2 separate regions of the Mus musculus genome follow, and region 2 is linked to region 1. A link is a loop called in an ENCODE intact Hi-C map of the cell type or tissue named here. Cell type or tissue: left cerebral cortex. All regions are shown on one strand. Links, peaks and the distances in the headings refer to the core of each region. The heading gives the core; the rest is flanking DNA.

What was found. Peaks named below come from ENCODE experiments on the same cell type or tissue, not always from the same donor. Only the 100,000 strongest peaks of a DNase experiment are listed, where the experiment ranks them.
Region 2: it touches region 1 in a loop (4-fold over the local background); 3 of 42 quality-filtered maps call a loop at or near these places.

Annotation. Positions count from the first base shown.
Region 1 is chr13:76,253,410-76,262,470 of GRCm38, forward strand. The region is part of intron 3 of Fam81b (family with sequence similarity 81, member B); the gene reads right to left. All of the region lies in intron 1 of Gm31219 (a long non-coding RNA gene), which reads left to right. Among named protein-coding and RNA genes, the nearest start is that of Gm31219, 12 kb to the left of the region's middle. In left cerebral cortex, for the core only: no CTCF peak of the experiment used is centred there; DNase peaks (open chromatin) are centred at 4,432 and 5,596; H3K27ac peaks cover 1,637 bases.
Region 2 is chr13:76,190,396-76,199,456 of GRCm38, forward strand. No RefSeq gene overlaps it. Among named protein-coding and RNA genes, the nearest start is that of Gm31219, 51 kb to the right of the region's middle. In left cerebral cortex, for the core only: no CTCF peak of the experiment used is centred there; DNase peaks (open chromatin) are centred at 4,269, 4,717 and 7,266; H3K27ac peaks cover 225 bases.

The DNA.
Region 1 (9,061 bases), core at 538-8,537:
GTGCAGGTTTCTGACCTCTTTAAAGGCTACAATTTCATTAGATGTATGTAGAAGAATTATATTAACTTTAAACTAGTCTGTAGTGCTATTAAATTTCCTGGGGACTTTAATTTTGCTGTGGTCTAGTAAAAGAGCCTTTTTTTCCCTTGGGACTTTTGTTTGACACACACACAGCTCCTACAAGAACACTCTTTACAAAGGTATATTTCAGTGTGAGACTTCATGTATCAGCTAGTGTTGTATACAGGTGTGCATAGTAAATACTCTCAAAGAATGTCATAAGAAAATAGGGAATTGGGTCTATGTAAGCAGAAGTCTAGAGGGAGATGGCCCAGCAGTGGTATATTAGACCAGGAAAGCCTTCAAACAGGAACGCTCCTTTGGAACCCTCACCACTGTGGAGCATACCTTTATCTGCAGCCTGAAGGTACTTGTACCACCTTGACATACTATGCCTATATTTCAAACAGAAGAAACAGACAGCAAAGAATAAGATGTTTACCAGGTGAGCTTGTCCAGTCTTCCTTCTTTAAAATGAGAGCATTCTGGAGGATTCATCATGGCACCCTGTCACTTTGACTGATTGAAACTATGGTGTATGGACAGATTCTATGATTTAAAAACAGTTTATGTGACTGTGAAAAGACTGATGACTCAAGCAGCCTGGAACTGGGTGGGGGGAGGGGGTCCCCCAGCAATGTGCTGGTGAGATTACACACTTCAAGAGAGATCTCCCAGCCTTTGGATAATAACCTTGTGAGGCCATCTGAGCCCAAATCACCTAGGGAGCCACTCTACACTGCCAATCCACAGAAATTGGGGGGAAATATTTGGTGTTTTATGCTACTGTATTTTGACAGATTTTGCTATATGGCAGTAGATAAGAAATAGAGAAATTGATGTATCAAAAACATTGATGGCCTGAGATTAAGGCAAAGATTCTGGACACAAGGGGAGGACAGATATCATAGAGATTAAGCACCCAGAAGCTAGACTAGAAATGAGCTTGGGAAAAGCAGTTATTTTACAGATTCTAATCTGTTTTAATGAGCAATGATTCCTTTAATCAAAGTTGCAATTAAAAAAAACACTAGATGTAAGGAAAAATAAATGAGATAGTGAGATTGATATATATATATATATATATATATATATATATATATATATATACCATTGGTTAGACTGAGATATATCTAGAAATAGAGTATTGGATGATATCTGAAAATTTAGCAATACTTGGCGATTTGGGGAAGACAATGCAATTGACCGTGATTGGTGCCTTGTATGTGCATGCACATGTGTCATGGAGAAAACACATGTTCAGTATTGTTGTTGAGTTTGATCTAGAGGCTAACCAGACCACATTTCCTAGCAACCTTATAGATAGCAGGTGCGTATAGACACTCCACTGGGATTGCCTGTCAGCTAGAGACTTACAGTGTTCAGTAGGTATCTAGGAAAGGGGGAGAAGCTGCTGCTGCAGAATCTGTGGTCTAAACAGAGGTCACATGCCAACATTACATCCTCACAAGCAGCATTTACATAGAAAAGAACTGAGTTATCCATCTTGGCCCTACTCTACCCTACTGTCCACCTGGGCCTCTATTTTACCTCATTATCAACCTCAGCTCTATCCAATCCTGGATGCTTCCTGACATTTACTAGAGGCCCGGGGCCTGGCATATGATCATGGAGGAATCTGGAATGTCTGGAACAGCCTTTGTTTTTATGGAAAATGTCTTCCTTTCTGCCCATGAGTCCTAGCAACTGCAGAATCACTGGTGAGGCTGTCCCAAGATCATACCATTCTATTCTTAGCTCTAGATGGGGCTTCAGGGGCCACAAACAGCTTTAGCCACCTTGAGAACTCAAGACTTTAAAAGAGGAAGAACCTCAAGAACTAATGTGACCACTGGCAGGTCTAAAAGGAACCCCAATTCCCCTAAAGGCAGTGGATCACTCCAAGATGACAGTCGTTGCTCTGTTTAAGCTAGACTATAAAAGTAGCAACTCTCAGAAACCAATAAAGAGGGAGTCTGCCTGCCAGAAAGAACCACCTCCCTTGGCTATATCTGTGGTTACAAATCAAAGCCCATGCTGGCCTCCACACTCCTTCAGTATCAATTCACATGTACCTGGTTTCAAAGTCCACACTAGCATTCTGGCCCTTCTCACTGCCTCTTCTACCTTAAACCATTCCATAGGCTCCTCTCCTGTCAGCTACATCCTTCTGCTTCTTCCAGATTTCCTCCCATCCCCTCCCCTCTCCCCTCCCCCCCATCCCATGTGTGTGTGTGAGAGAGAGAGAGAGAGAGAGAGAGAGAGAGAGAGAGAGAGAGAGAGAGAGAGAGAGAGAGAGAGAGAGGAGAAGAGAAGGGAGGGAGGAAGGGAGGAAGGGAGGGAGGGAGGGAGGGAGGGAGAGAGGGAGGGAGGGAGAGAGAGAGAGCATGTCAGTGATTTTCATTGAGTTCTCTCTTAAAACCATGGCAGCTGATCTACATCTGCCTTGAAAACACACGAATCAGCTGAGACAAAGCACAGAGCCAAAGGACCTGAATGACTTAGAGGTCTTTGGGGTGAAATTTCTGGGTTGATAACAGTTTTGACAAAAATGTTGCTTTAGCATGACTACCCTTCTCTCAACCTGAGAGAGTTCCTATGAAAACTTGGAAGACCCGAGAAGAGAAAACTCTGTGAAAAACTCATGTTTAAGGAAATAGGTGAGTTTTTAAATACACTGATGTTATAATGTGCCTGCCACTTGCGCTCTCAGGAAGGAAGAGTTTATTCCCCTTCCAGGTTGGGCAGGCTTCCAGGAGGCAGCAGGTGGCCTGCTCTGGAACTTGCTTTAGTGAACTCTCCTTAAGTCTCCTCAGATCCAATGAGGCAGCTTATATGCTGTGTGTGTGAACATGAAGGTCTTGCTTTGCTCTAAATGGCTTTGGAAGGCAATGTCCAGTTCTTTGGAGATGTTAGAAGGCCTCTGTGGCTTGGGGTAAGAGACAGGCCAGTGTGTGCGGGAGGGTGAATAGGAAGCAAGCATTACCTGTGGCTTCTCTATTGCCCTGGGGACAAACTATTCATATGAAACTTGAGACTCTTGGGACCTTTGAGAAGAATCAGGCAGAACTGTAGGCTTCTGTAAAGTGCTGAGTCACAATAACAAGAAAACAGAAGCACACGTGATCGGGACATTTCCTTCATGGGATTCCCCTGCCCCTGCAAACAGTTCAAAGTGCAATGGCTCTCAACTTGCTTCTTGCCAAGTAGCAGAAAGTAAAGACCTGACAGAGGGTCCTTTGTATGTCTGACAGAGCTTGCCTGTGTTTCCCACCTCTAGGCTCATGGTGTTAGAGAGACATATGATAAATATATGAAGCATATGAAAATCTTTTCTCACCAGGACTATATGTAACAAACAAAGCACGTCTGTGATACATGAAGAGAAGGTAGATCATATGTTAACAATCTACAAAGGACCAGAATTCAGCAGGCACGTACATGTGTCTTTCACCTTCTACTGCTGGGAGTGCCATTTTCTCTTTCCAGGTCTATCATGATTCACATGTCTAACTCACTGTTCAGGGGACACAAGAACCTGAAAACTCTCATTAGGTATGTCTTAGACCTGAACCCATAACAAACTGCCTGGATCTGTGTACTCCAGCCCTGGGATTATAGACTTCTGCCACCACACCTGGCTTTTATTTCTTGTGGGTGCTGGGAATCTGAACTTATCTTGTGAGTACAAAACAAAAGGAAACACCTGGCTGCTTGATGATTTTGTTTGGCCACCAAAGTAAGCAAACTCTAGATTTCATTGCTGTCATCATTATATAGGCTAATTCGTGCCTTTATAGTTAAGCATTTTTTGCTTGGGGTTTCTGTTATGTGCAGGAAAAAGCAATGTTTCTGTACCTAGTGACTTAAAAATTACATCATTATTAATTTTTTGTGTGTGTGTGCATGTGTGTGTATGTGTGTGTATGTATATGTGTGTGAGAGCATGGGCTACAGCACATGTGTGGAGGTTCTGGTAGCCCATCCTTTGCCTGATGAACCATCTTGCCTGCTTGTATATTAGTGATTTACAAGTAAGCATATAGCACTTAGTAATATTTACTAAATTTTTACTCTGTGACTTAGTGTAATTCAGTGTTTCTCATAAAGACATTTGAATTGGTGATATGGGAGTACAGGGAGAATAGTAAAGTACAGATTTGTTGGTTCCATCAGAGACCTATTACAACAATGTTGGAGTGGGTCAGAAGAGCCATCATGTATGTATAAGGAAAGCACTTATATGATTCAAATGTTCCCTGAAGATTGAACACCACAGTGTAGGGAGTGTGAGCCATGAATAAGAGAAGTCAGGAAATAAAATGAGTTGCTGAAGTGTGAAACATGAGCTCTCATGTTCTGCAGACATTCAGAAACATGCTGGCAAGTTGGAAAGCACGATAGTCTGAGGATGAAATACAGGCTCCATCGTTGCTTTGAAAATGAGGGTTGCAGTTACTGAATCTTCAAACAGGGCCAACAGGAATGGTCTGCTGTTTGGTTATGAATGGTGTGATAGTGAGAATCCTATGATAGCAAGAAGCCTATAGCAGGTGTTAGACCAACCAGCGCCATATAAGTATGCTACAGTCCTGGGCTATAATGGACCCAAGTACCCTCTTCTTGGGAGATGCTATAAGCTGTGATCAAAATTGTTCCTATACAGAGCATGAAGAAGACCTTTCCCAGCAGAGAGACCAGTGGATCAGGGCTGCCCATCAACTCACCTGTCTCTGGTCCTGTCTGTCAGAGCTGACTGAATTGTATTGCTACTCTATAGGGCATGTTACTGCAGCCACTATGGAGACAGCACATATTACCATGCAAATGTGTTTGGATCATGGAGACTCCTAAGGATATATGCAAGTGCTAGGCTACAGTTCTTCATTTCCTGTGGTTTTTAAGGCTTATATTAAAGGCATTTTCTCTCTAGAGAGCTGTCTGGAAGGTTTCTTGTCATGCCTAAGGCTTTATGTCACCTAGAGCATAATTATCATGCTTGTTAATAATGCTCACCATTTGTTAGTTTTAGTCACAGAATTCTCAGATGTCAAAGGCCTTGCTTTCTCCTGCCATGCCCATTGCTATAAGGAAAGGTCTTTTCTTACTTGTGCAATAACCAGAAGAACAAACTTATGAATATTTTTAATGTAATGGAAATCCCTAATGGCACTGTTATTCAAATCACCAGGTTACTCTCAAAGGGAATATAAACCGAGAGCTTTCACTGGCAGTTGTGTGACTATCCCAGTTTTAGAAACACAAAAACCAACCAGCTAAATCTTAATAATATGCTACATTAAGGGGATCTTGTTTTAAATTTAACCTTGGAAGAGAAGAAATAACTGAATATTCCAGACATATCCAGATGGAATTACTAACCACAGGATAAAGAAATCCTGAGGGTCTCTCCAGAGAGGCTTTGCACACAGCACTGACTGTAGCTGAATCTGAACAGATTTTCCCCAGACTCTGAGTTCTGCTTCCCTGGGAGTTGGTGTGACTTACACCAGCTGTGCTGTGGCTGGCAGAGACTCTGGTACATGGGCCCTCACTTTGCTGCCTATTCTGTCCCTGTGAAGAGAGCACTAAATTTACTTAGGAACTTCAGATAACCATTCTGGAAACCCGTGCAAACCAGAGACAAAAACAGGAGAGCTTGAATCCTCTTCTAAGCATAATAAAGCCATACTGAGAAGGTTTTCTACATTTTCATGAGATCAACTTTAAGGATTAGTTGTATTCTGAGTTTAGAGCATCCTGTAAGAAAATGTAATGTAAAAATGTAGCCACTATTCTGATGGCTTACAAAAATAATTCTATGAGTATTCGCATTCTGTCTAAACTTCACCCCCAGTTACTTGGCAATAGCCAAGTAGGCTTGGCCGAGTATAAAAGGGGCTGCTTGACCCCTCCTCTCTCTCTCTCTCCCTTACCCTCTTACACTCTTGCCTCTCTCTTGCCTCTTGCCCCTTTGTGCCCCCTCTCTCTCCATTCCCTTTCCCCCTCTCTCCACATGGTCATGGCCTGCCTCCACTTATCTACTCTCTCCTTTGCTCTGCCTTTCTCTGCCGCTACTACCCTCTTAACTCCCCATCCCCATGCCCTAAATAAACTCTATTCTATACTATACCTATGTATGGCTGGTATGGCTGGTCCCTCAGGGGATAGAGATGCCTCAGCATGGTCCCACTGAGGCACCTCCTTACCCCACACCCTATGAGAACATATTCTTATAGCTCTTTCTCTTTTTATGATCACAACAATGAGAATATGGAAATGGTGAATTAGAAATACGTATTTGGTATAGTTTCTGCATTTCTTGTCTGTCTGTAATAGGTTCTCCATTGCTTGTCTATAACCAACAATAGGTTCTCCTTTGTAGATGGCCCTGGTGATGCCTGTATTTTGATGTTAATTCTACTTTCCCATGAGAGGTTGTCGGGAACAAGGAATGAGTCTTGTACTCAGGTGACTTCTTGTGAACCTTCCCTCAGATGAATAACCAATCACTGGGCGAGTAGGCAAAACTTCCAGGTTGGATGGACAGAGAAGAGAAAGTTAGAGGCTTTTTAGATGGGATAGCAAGCTGGGTGGAGAGATTTTGGAGCCCTGAGTCAGAGAGTCTCCAAGAGATAAGAACTGCCCCGCAAGACTGCCGGTGCTGAGAGTAGCTGGGAGAAGCTCGGGAACTTAGAATATTTAATATTTCCTGCAACAGGGGGTGAACCAACATGTTGGGCAAGAACCCACTAGAAATTTAAGATTATTTGCCCGAGAATTAGAATTTTATTTTATTTTATTTTTTAAGTGAGTAGCTGGGTAGCGCTGGCTGAGACGGGGATTTTCACCCACGGTTCAGAACCAGGATAGGGAAAATTAGTCACTGACTCCAAGTAGAGAGGACAGTGATAATTACCTGCCATAAGAGGTATTAATTAATAAATGTCTGTGGCTCCAGGTAGAGAACTGAACAGATAGACGGCATAACAGAATGACTGCATTAGGAAGAGAGCCAAACAGAAAGAAGGTACAAAGATATATTGCTCTAATACAACTCACAGGATTCTCAAATTCTGTCTAACATGGGCTCCACGTGAATCTTGGGTTATTAGCCATTAGTTATTGCTTGGGTTATTAGCAATTAGTTATTGCTTGGCAAAATAGAAAAGGCCTAAGAATAGGCACATACAGTACTTTAGTTTACTTCATTTGTTTTGGATTGCTTTAACTTTCAAAATGGGTGTGATTTTGAGTTTTGTGGTTATATTATTCCTCTGGGAATATAAAGGTCAATATAAAGGTTTTCTGGTTATTGGCTCAAGGATATGCTGATTTGGGAGAAAGGATTTGTCTTTGCATTTTTAGAAAAGGTGATTAGTGTCTATATACCTTCCAGAGTAATATGGATCAGATTTGATAGAGGGAGACCCCCCCCAGACAACTAGATTCCAGAGAATCAAAAAAGAAGTTATCTTGATGGTACCAAAATTTTGTTTTGAGATTTGTATATTACAGAATAAACAACTTTGGCGAGTCTCATCATCAGGCATGCTAAACTGACCTGCTTGAACTCCTGCTGTTTTGGACTTTCAGTCAGATCCAGTTAGGACACACATCAAAGACTAATACAATCATTGGTGTGAACTTCTTAAGGCCAACCAACTCCCCATTTTCCCTACCCCCCCCTTTCAAAAATATCTCAACACCCATATTCACCTTGAAGATGTTATGAAGAGTTGTTGTTCCAGTTCCCTTGGCTTTGGAGGTAGAGGTGGGTATTCTAAGGTTGCCTTTTTAGGGAATTTAGTAATGGTCATAATTGGAACAGAGAGGAAATAGCTAGAATTGATTATATACCCATAAACTCATTTGGTTGAAATCTTTATAATTGTTACTAAGTTGAAGTCATAATTTCTTATGACTTCTTAATTCTTACAGAATTTATTTTAATAAAAAAATCAAGGTTTTCACTGGTATAAATGTCTTCTATTGATACAAAATTTTTGTAAGTACAAGGCTTGGACCCAGCCCTTCTATAAATGCCATTATAAACTGATCTGAGATGTTTAAGCATGGGAACTTGGAGTTCAGTTTAATATTTCCGAAAACAGGTCTCTGTTGCTTGTCTATAACCACTCATCTGGTGGACTTTGGAATTATGGAAGCAAGCTTCCATTGCAGAGTTTAAAATAAGTAAAATACCTGAGTGTTCTGAGGGGTGAGACAGGCAATGCAAAGTTTGTGTAGAGTCCAGACAGATAACCAGGACTGATAGGGTTGGGCCAGGACAGAGCCTACATGGGGATATGACTAGAAAAGAGACAATTCCAAATAGTGGCACAGCCAAGAAGAGACTAGAGAGACTGGATGTGGATCTTCCCAATGAAAAGCTGTGTACACTAAAATGTAAATGTCTCATATTCAATGAGGTCTTAAGAAGACTGCAAAATTAATACCATGTGGTACAATGGGATCTTTTCTTGTGAGGTTGTTAGAGTGGGTAAAGGTTTTAAGCAAAACCCATGTGTGTAGAAGCAGGGTGGATGTCTGAATTGCACATAAAAATAAAATGTATGTCAGCAGCAACAGTGGCTGAGGATGTTTGGAGTTCACATAGAATTTGTAGTGCCATCAAGCCATCCCCCACCTCACCTCTCTGTAAATAACATGTATGTCTATGTGACTTTAGTATAAAAAAATTATATGTCAAATTGAACTCAAATTCTTGTCATTTTTATGTAGCAAAATGGGCTGAACTGTGACCCACAAAATATATGTTGAAGTCTTGATAGCCCTTATATCAGAATGTGACCTCATTTGGAAGTAGGAGCATTGCAAACATTGCTAAGATGAAGTCACAGTGGAGTATCAGAGGCTTTGAGCCAATATGGCTACTATTCTTAAATGAAGATGGCCTTGTAAAAGATACAGAGGGGATGAGAAGAAAGAGCAGGGTGTGTGTGTGTGTGTGTGTGTGTGTGTGTGTGTGTGTGTGTGA
Region 2 (9,061 bases), core at 549-8,548, 63 kb before region 1:
TTTCTCCCTGGGGGGCTGTTGGCCACCAGCCTGAGAAGATAAAGGCAGCCGAGTGTCTTAGTCATGGTTTATATTCCTCCAAATGTTTGTAGGTTTACCATCTGGCCCAAATCACACACTAGGGCATCTGGCTGCAGCCTTCAGCTGTGGTACAAAGTCCAATTCCTGATTTCTGTGTTCTTCTGTCTCCAGGCTCCAGCCCTCTTGCTAGGGCATTCTGACATCTCTCCCGATTCCATATCCCAGGACTAGGATGTTTCCAGAGCACATGTAACATTCTCTGCTCCCTGCCTACTGCTTTTTTACCTCATTCCTTCAATGTATGGTCATGCTAGCTCCTGCCTCTCCCTGATGGAGGTAACAGCCGTCATATCAGTATCAGAGCCTGGGTGATCACACTGTATCTTCCCAGCTCCTTGACTGCCTTGGACATGGACCTGGCCCTGCCCAAAATCTCTGTAGCCTGAGTCTGACTCCTCCTAGGTCATTCTCCAGATCTTTGTTCCAATAGACAGCTCTGCTTGAAGCTCTAGTACCTGGTAGCTGGGTCACCTTGGGCAAGCCACTAAAGTTAAGCCCAACTTTCCTCATCATAAAGGTAGGGAAAACACTCCTCATGTCACAGGGAGCAATCCTCAGGATGACTTGTATGAAGCAGTTTACACAGAGCCAGGGAGCTGGAAATGGCCCAGTTTCCAGGTATTATTACTGCCTCTGATGGTGGACAACTTACCTTGACTGAAGTGCTGGCTAGTTTTATGTCAACTTGGCACAAGCTAGAGTCATCAAAGAGGAGGGAGCCTCAGTTGAGAAAATGCCTCTATAAGATCTGGCTATAGTGCATTTTCTTAATGATTGATGGAGGAGGTCCCAGCCCATTGTGAGTGGTGCCATCCCTGGGCTGGAGGTTCTGGCTTCTACAAGAAAGCAGGCTGAACAAGCCATGAGGAATATATTAGTCAGGGTTCTCTAGAGCCACAGAACTTATCAGTAGTCTCTACATAGTAAAGGAATTTGTTGATGATTTACAGTCTGCAATCCAACTTTCTACAATGGTCAGCAGCAGCTATGAATGGAAGTCCAAGGATCTAGCAGTTGCTCAGCCCCACAAGGCAAGCAGCCGAAGGAGAAAGAGTGTAAATCTTCCTTCTTCCAATGTCCTTATGTAGGTCTCCAGCAGAAGGTGTAGCCCGGATTAAAGGTGTGTGTCACCACGCCTTTAATCTCAGATTGAACTCAGAGATCTCCCTGTCTTAATCTTCTGGAATCCATAGCCACTATGCCTCAAGCTCTCCATGCCAAAATCCAAGTCAGAAACTTGTGTCTCCCAGCCTCCAGATTAGGATCACTGGCGAGCCTCCAATTCTGGGTTGTAATTCATTCAAGTTGACAACCAGGAATAGCTACTGTAAGATCCTAAGGCCTTAGTATTGAGTGTGCGACCCCCAAAAACACAACTTGAAGATAGATCGCTGCAATGGCAAGAGGTTTATTGTTCCGACGCACGTGGGGTTGCTCAGCCTCGCAGGGAGAGTCAACCCCGAATTCAAAAAGCACAGCTCCTTTATACTCTTTTTATGGTGAGTTATTATGATTGGTCAGCAAAGCAGCAGTATGTTTTGTACATATGGGTCAGCTATTAACGTCACAGTTATTAATGTCATGGCTATTAACGTCACGGGGAATTCTATCGACAAGGTCAGGGCAGTTTGTGGTCTTTCTCTCTTGGGATTCAATATGGGGTCGGGTAGGGGAATTTTTCTGGGAACTGCTATTTTGTTAGGGTTATTTTTCTGAGAACAGCTCTTCTTGTTTTGGCAGCTGTAGACTTAGTCATTTTGACCACTAAAGCTATACAGTTTGGAAAGTCCCTTCAGAACGGAAGGGGCTGGGTGGTCTTGAACTTATTTTGGATTTTACACCACTACACAGAGATAGAGAGCAAGGTTCAGGCAGCCGTGAGTATGGACAGAATGACCCCTGGAGACTGCTGCAATGACACCAGTCTATGTTATTGTTTCAGGGGTAGGGTATATGAGGGCTTTTTTATGGATATGGGTGGAAAGGGTTCATTGACAATAACATCAAGTGAACAGGAAGGACTGATTGGTTATAATACAGCACCGAATTATCATGCAGGCAGGAAGCCAAAGTGGGACATGTGTGCTTAGTTATGCTGCTTTCTAGAGAGCTCTGTACAAGGTGACTTTTCAGACAAGACCTGTGTTCAGGGACACTCCAGACAAAGGCAGAGTCAGGGAAGTCCTGCTAAGAAAAGGAGTTCCCTATTTTGCACGGAGCTCAGAAAGCCATCCAGTCATGGGGGACTGCTACCTTAATATCAAGGTTCGCTACCTAACACTTTTACCTCCATAGGCACACCACAGCATGTGCTGCCACATACACACATCACTCTGCACACAGAAGTAATTTTCATAAAATTTCCAAATATACACACATACATGTTTTTCATATAAAGCAGTTGATTGGAGTTACCCTACATAAAGTATAATACACCTCTCGGAAGCCATAAGTTGCCACATAATAAACTCAGCTACCAGGTGTGAAAATCCTCCCTTTGAGTTGTTGGTCAGAGTCCTGGATACTCCCAAACAATGCAGACTGTTGCCAGTGCTCTTGTTTGCCCAACAGAACCATGCTAATCCTGAAGACACTACATACTTGATCAAGGGACTTAGAGAATTCAAGGTGGAACTGAACAGGTTTCCTGGCTACTTTGCACAGTACTGGAAAGTGCTAGGTAGGCTGCTGAGGGAAAACTCAACAGTCGTACCGTTGTGATGCCTGTGACAGGCAATAATGACAGGTATAGCAAGATACAGCCATGGGTGCAATACTACCACAATTTTCTGATTGTATTTAAGAACCACTCCACAGGGAGTGCTGTTATTATAGCCAAAAACTATCCAATGGATTGAAACCAAAGGGATGAACCTACTAGTAATATTTTGCTAAGTGTCAAACTACCTCTAAATTCTTGTGCTGTATCTATGGATTAGTGCCGATCTTAGAACTTACCAGGGAAATTTCAGTGGACAAGATTAATGCAGAAACTCACAAAACTAGTCAAAATACAGAGGACAAGTATCTGGGTTGCTCAGGCATAGATGGAACATATCACACTCTCTTCCCAAGGATCAAGGCCACTTTGGGGAGAGAGCCAAAAGATAGTAAGAGCCGGAGGTTAGGGAAGACCTGGGCATACCAGCATCTTCTGGACATGGCAGGACCACTGCGCTCATGAACCCACAGCTCCGGCTGCTTGCACGCAGTCAGCAGTCAGCAAGCCAGTGAAGAGCAAGAAGGGGCTCTCAGGCCTTCATTCAACCAGCTGAGGTGCTGTTGACGGTTGACGGACAGTAGCAGGGCAAACATGGCACCGACAGATTTTACCTTTTACACCCCGCCCCCCATTAAAAGCCATTATATTCCTAAAGCTAGCAACCAAGGTCTAGTCCCTTATGGGCCACTTTCTCAACCCCAGGCTGACTACCAAAGTCCAGGTGTCTAACAACCAAAAGACTCCCTTTGGCTTACCTAATTAACATGTTCAATCAAAGTTAAACACATCATGCTAACACAGGGCTTCCCCTTTTCTCTTTATAAACTGCCCTTTGCCTCCAGGCCTCCTCTCTATCCAGAATCAGTTCTTTGTCCCTCCAGGAAAAATATTTCTTCTCTATCTCCCTTATTTCATTTCCCTTCTCCCCAGTCCTCTGTTTTCTGTCTTTGTCTCTTTCTTCTTGCCCTTTGTCCCTCTAAGTCAAACAAAACTCCTGTGGGCTGAAACTTGGTCCTGGTGTCTGGGGAGGGGAGTGTGAGAGTGTATCTAGCAGGAGTTAGGGGAAACAGTGGGAGGAGAATATGATCCAAACACACTGTATGCACTACGAAATTCATTTTTTTTAAAGCATGCTTTATTATTGACTAGATTTATGACTATATAAGTCCTTTTTTGGCCTTTAAATTGTCTATCAGTTTATAAATTCTGAGTCTTAGCTAGATTTCTACTGGTGACATTCTATTCCTCTAATGAGGCCTCTGAAGTTTTCCAAGTCAAAATGAAAGAAACAAAATACTAGAATAAACTGTTGCAACTCCTGTGCCTATAAACCTTAGAAGAGAAGCCCTTTATTATAAGGCAAAAATAGGTAGGGGAGTGGTCTTGGAGCAAAGCCTAGGAAGGAAAGTTGTCCTCAGAGGATGCTTCACAGAAGCCACCATCCATGAATGGCTCAGTGTAATTATATGCTTGCTCTTACAATACGCCAAAATAGGTTGTGCTTTTTACAACGCAACACACATTAAATAGAACATTCACACTGTTTTATATCTCTTAAATAACTTCAGTCTCTAAGCCCTTACATTTTTAATGTCATTTCCTCCCTTTGATCACAAAAAAAATTTAGTCATTGTTTGATCTTTCTATAAAAAAAAACATGCTGTATAATAGGCAGTGATAATTGTTTTGGAAAACTTCAATATACTAGTTTAAAAGATTTAATTGATCTGCACTATTTAATGTTTTTAGAAAATAAAGGTAGAGATAGTTTTGGTAAATATGGAGCTCCTAGGTTTGGGAATGAGGACAAAGCCAGGTGGGAGTGAGGAAAAGAAAGAGCTGTCTTACAGACTGAGTTACATATTTTTCTGAGTACAGACATTTCTAGAAGTGCTAATTTCTCTTGTTTGTGACACAGATTTGTCTGGGCACAATGAAGAACCCAGATGGAACAGATGGTTTTTCATGGAGAAAGGAGGAGGAGTTACAAGGGGTGGGGGGTAGACACTGGCTGAAATTTTATTGATATGTGTAAGCAAGGTGCAATGAATTTAAATGGGACCACTCCATAGAAAGAAAGGTTTATTGTGGATCCAAACTGTCTTTGTCTCAAAAATAGAGAACAAATGGGAGTAAGATTTGCTAGGTTTTTTTTCTTTTAAATTGTATATTTTCATTATTTACATTTCAAATGTTATCCCCCTTCCTGCCCCCCCCAGAAACCTCCATCCCATCCTCCCCCCCCCCCTGCTTCTATAAGGGTGTTCCTCCATCCATCCACCCACTCCCACCTTCTCACCCTCAATTCCCCTACACTGGGGCATCGAGCCTTCATAAGACCAAGGACCTCTCTTCCCATTGATGCGTGACAAAGCCATCCTCTGCAACATATGCAGCTGGAGCCATGTGTACTCCTTTGTTGATGATGGCTTAGTCCCTGGGGGACAGGTAGTGGTTGGGGGAAGCATGTGCGCCAGAACAGCCTGAGAACTAGAGAATCGGGGAGTGGGGTGCAGGGCAGAACACCGAAGAAACTAGCATGGGGACTTTGGTCTGTTTGTGTTAATTGGAAACCAGATGTCCCTAGTGGAGGCACTCCGATGTATGGGCATGTGCATGAAAAAGTAAAGACTTATCCTGACAAACAGAAACCTACCTGCTTCATGTTTCTGAGGAATGCTAAGTAGGTTTTATCTGCTAGTGAGCCTTCTGTTTATCTGGTCAGAGTCCAGCCTGAGCTGATTCCATTTGGCATTGAGGACATTGTCACCAGCGCTGCCATCTTGGGGGCACACTTTCGACCTAACAATAAGCAATACTGTGAGATGGAGGTAAGCACACTTCAGAGCCTTGGGACAAGGTTTCATTGTCAGCAGGTCATCCAGAAGAAATATCTATTTTGTTTTCTCTCTACTTTTCTCTTTTGATAGGATTAGTAAAAGCAGAAGTATTTTTTTTCATTCATACTAAATGAGTCTTCTAAGCACAAATATTTTTAGATAATGATCTGAAACTGGGCTATATAAAGAGTACCGTGAACCCCATCTTACCTTAGGAAAATCAGATGCTCTGTTTATTAATAGTAAATGTGTAGTCTTCACTAGATCAGACTCTAATGTAAGGTGATCTGCTTGTGTTTAAAGAAAAAAAATACAAACTGCTGTTTAAACCAAGTTCTCTGGATTATGGGTTCAAGTTCTGGCTCCATCTAGTAACCTGACCTAGTAAGTCGCTTCATCTCTCTGTTGTGATTAGTATCAAGTATGAATCCATTTAGACTTCCTTGAGCAGTTCTTGATACCTGGCAATACCTTAATAAATGTTCTTTCTCATATTTCAGTAACCTTCAAGGCAGGTGCAGCATTGTCCCATTTGAAGATGAGAAAACCAAAATTACAGAACAAACCCAAAACCACAGGAATGGTGATTGTGACACAGGATTACATTTGGGTTTGTAGCACTCAACATCCCTTGAATTCTCTGACAACTAGTAGATTCCCCCACATTTCTTTTCTGAGATTGTTGAAGTAGACTTGGCTCATGACATAGTGGTCAATCCCAGTCATTTCAGATTCTCATTTGTCATGTGTATGTATCCCTTCTGAAAACGAAACAGCTACATCCTACCAAAGAATCAGAAAATGTCATGACTTTATAACAGGAATCTAACAGAGAGGGAGAAAAGCCTTGTAGGATAGGGTGCAGGCAATCTATCTCTCCTGTTTCCTTTCAGCAGCCCTGCCTCTCTGAAAAATTCATCACCCTCTGTGTGTTTGTAAGGACTTGCATTTATTTATGAAATAGGAGAGGAATCAAGAAAAGCATTTAAGTTTTCATTCTGTGCTTGCAGATTTACATTGGAGGGTGAGACATCTTTGGTAGGTGGGTTCTATCTTCCAATAAGGACAGTGGAACGGTAATGAATCACTGCCCCTATCTGCAGGCAGAGCCCAAGACCTTCACAGGCAGTCACATCCTCTCCTACTGCACCGCTTCTACTCCACTGCTGATTCCATCCCTACCTGGGCATGCCTATTCCTTCACACTTGGTATTCACCTTCTTCCTCTTGCAGTATCCATGCCCCTAGACCCATGGGACTCTTGCTCAGGCAAGTCTTTCCCACTCATATCTCCAACAAACTTTGTTGGTGACTTCCAAAGATAAATTCACAGTCTGAATTTTTATCCACGCCCTATTTTCCTCATAAACCACTGGACTCACAGTTTTGACTGTACCCAGAATATATAATGTATATACTGTATATCCCTTAGTACACAGACCCTGCCCCGCTGCATCATTTCTCTTTCCTTCAGCCCAGCTGTGCTTCCTCCTCCCTGTCTCTTCTGCACATTCCAGGCAAAGGAATCTCAAATGCAAATCTCTTAGTGCCTATTATGGGCCCTTGGGTTAAAGCCCAGTTTCTCAACATAAATTACTAAGTCCTTTGTGGTTTAACCACACACACCCTCAGTGTTGCCCAGCTCTCTCTCTCCCCACTTCCTGCATGTGCCTCCCCTCCCCATCTTCCAGGACACGTTAGGCTCTGACTATATTGAACTTCTTGAAGTTCATGGATTTAGTCTCTTGTCCTACAGACTCTTCTCACTCTACTCCACTTGGCTTAGTTCCCATCACAGCCTTGCCCATGTGTTTGCAAATGCAATTATTGGGCTTTCCATAGTCTGTAACTTCCTTAAGAGCAAGATATTAGCCTCCTATTAAATATATGGACAAAACATGAAGTCTGCCTTTCTGAGTCTGCAGGTAATTCATCTGTAGACTCAACTATTGGTAAAAAGTAGTTTAAAACTTGAACTGTATAGAACATGTACTTCTTTTGGTTATCATCCCCACTAACCCTGCCAGAAGAAAAAAGGTTTAGCGAAACTATATAGCACTGACATTCTGACATTGCAATAATCTAGTGAGGTTTAAAGAACATGGATGGCAGCTGTGCGTGGTATCGTATGCCTTTAATCCCAGCACTCGGGAGGCAGAGGCAGGCAGATTTCTGAGTTCAAGGCCAGCCTGGTCTACAAAGTGAGCTCCAGGACAGCCAGGGCTATACAGAGAAACCCTGTCTCGGAAAAAAAAAAAAAAAAAAAAAAAAAAAAAAAAGAACCTGGATGGCTAGGGATGTGGCGAATTGTGAAGTGTATGTGTGACCTGCTTGAAAACTTGGGGTCACTCCAACATAGGAATTTGATATATGTGCTACGGTTTCTCCTGTGGTTCCTCTGTTTCCTCCCTCTCGGTATGTCCAGGCATCACTACACACTAGGCTGGAACCAGAGCAGGTGGGGTCTGTAGGATCCTGGTCTGGCTAGGAGTGAGTGCCAGACCTGGTGTGGGGAGGGATTTCTCTGATGATTTTAATGAAACAGCTCTCTTACGTGGTCTTAGCTTATGCCCGTACCTCTATTTGGGGTGGACAAGGGCTATTTATGAACCTTGAAGAATGGGAAGATGTTCTTCTTTTTTTTTTTATTACATATTTTCCTCAATTACATTTCCAATGCTATCCCAAAAGTCCCCCATACCCTCCCCCCCACTTCCCTACCCACTCATTCCCATTTTTTTTGGCCCTGGCATTCCCCTGTACTGGGGCATATACAGTTTGCGTGTCCAGTGGGCCTCTCTTTCCAGTGATGGCCGACTAGGCCATCTTTTGATACATATGCAGCTAGAGACAAGAGCTCCGGGGTACTGGTTAGTTCATAATGTTGTTCCACCTATAGGGTTGCAGATCCCTTTAGCTCCTTGGGTACTTTCTCTAGCTCCTCCATTGGGGGCCCTGTGATCCATCCAATAGCTGACTGTGAGCAGAAGATGTTCTTCTTAAGGTGAAGTTTCATTGGCTGGAGTTTAAATTGAGTACTATGAATGCTTCGTTTGCATGGAGAGACCTTCTAGGAATCCCTTGTACTTGCTGGACAGATTCTTATCAGGAAAGAGGAAGTTGCCAAGGACCATGTGAAATTCCTCAGGTGGGAGATTGGGGGTTAGGTTCCCCAGATCAGAGAGAGAAGAGGAAGCCCTGGTAAGAAATGGGAGTCCTCCATTTTGCTCAGAGGAGCCATCTGGACATGGTAGACTACAACCTTAGTGGCAATGTGCAATAAAGGAACAAATGAAATATAAGAATCTGCATAGGTCTTCAACAAATGCTACATGATTTTACAAGAGTTCAACATGTATGGATCATGATGCTGAAGGACAACCATATTCTCCATCTGTGTGTGTGTTGAAGTGTGTAT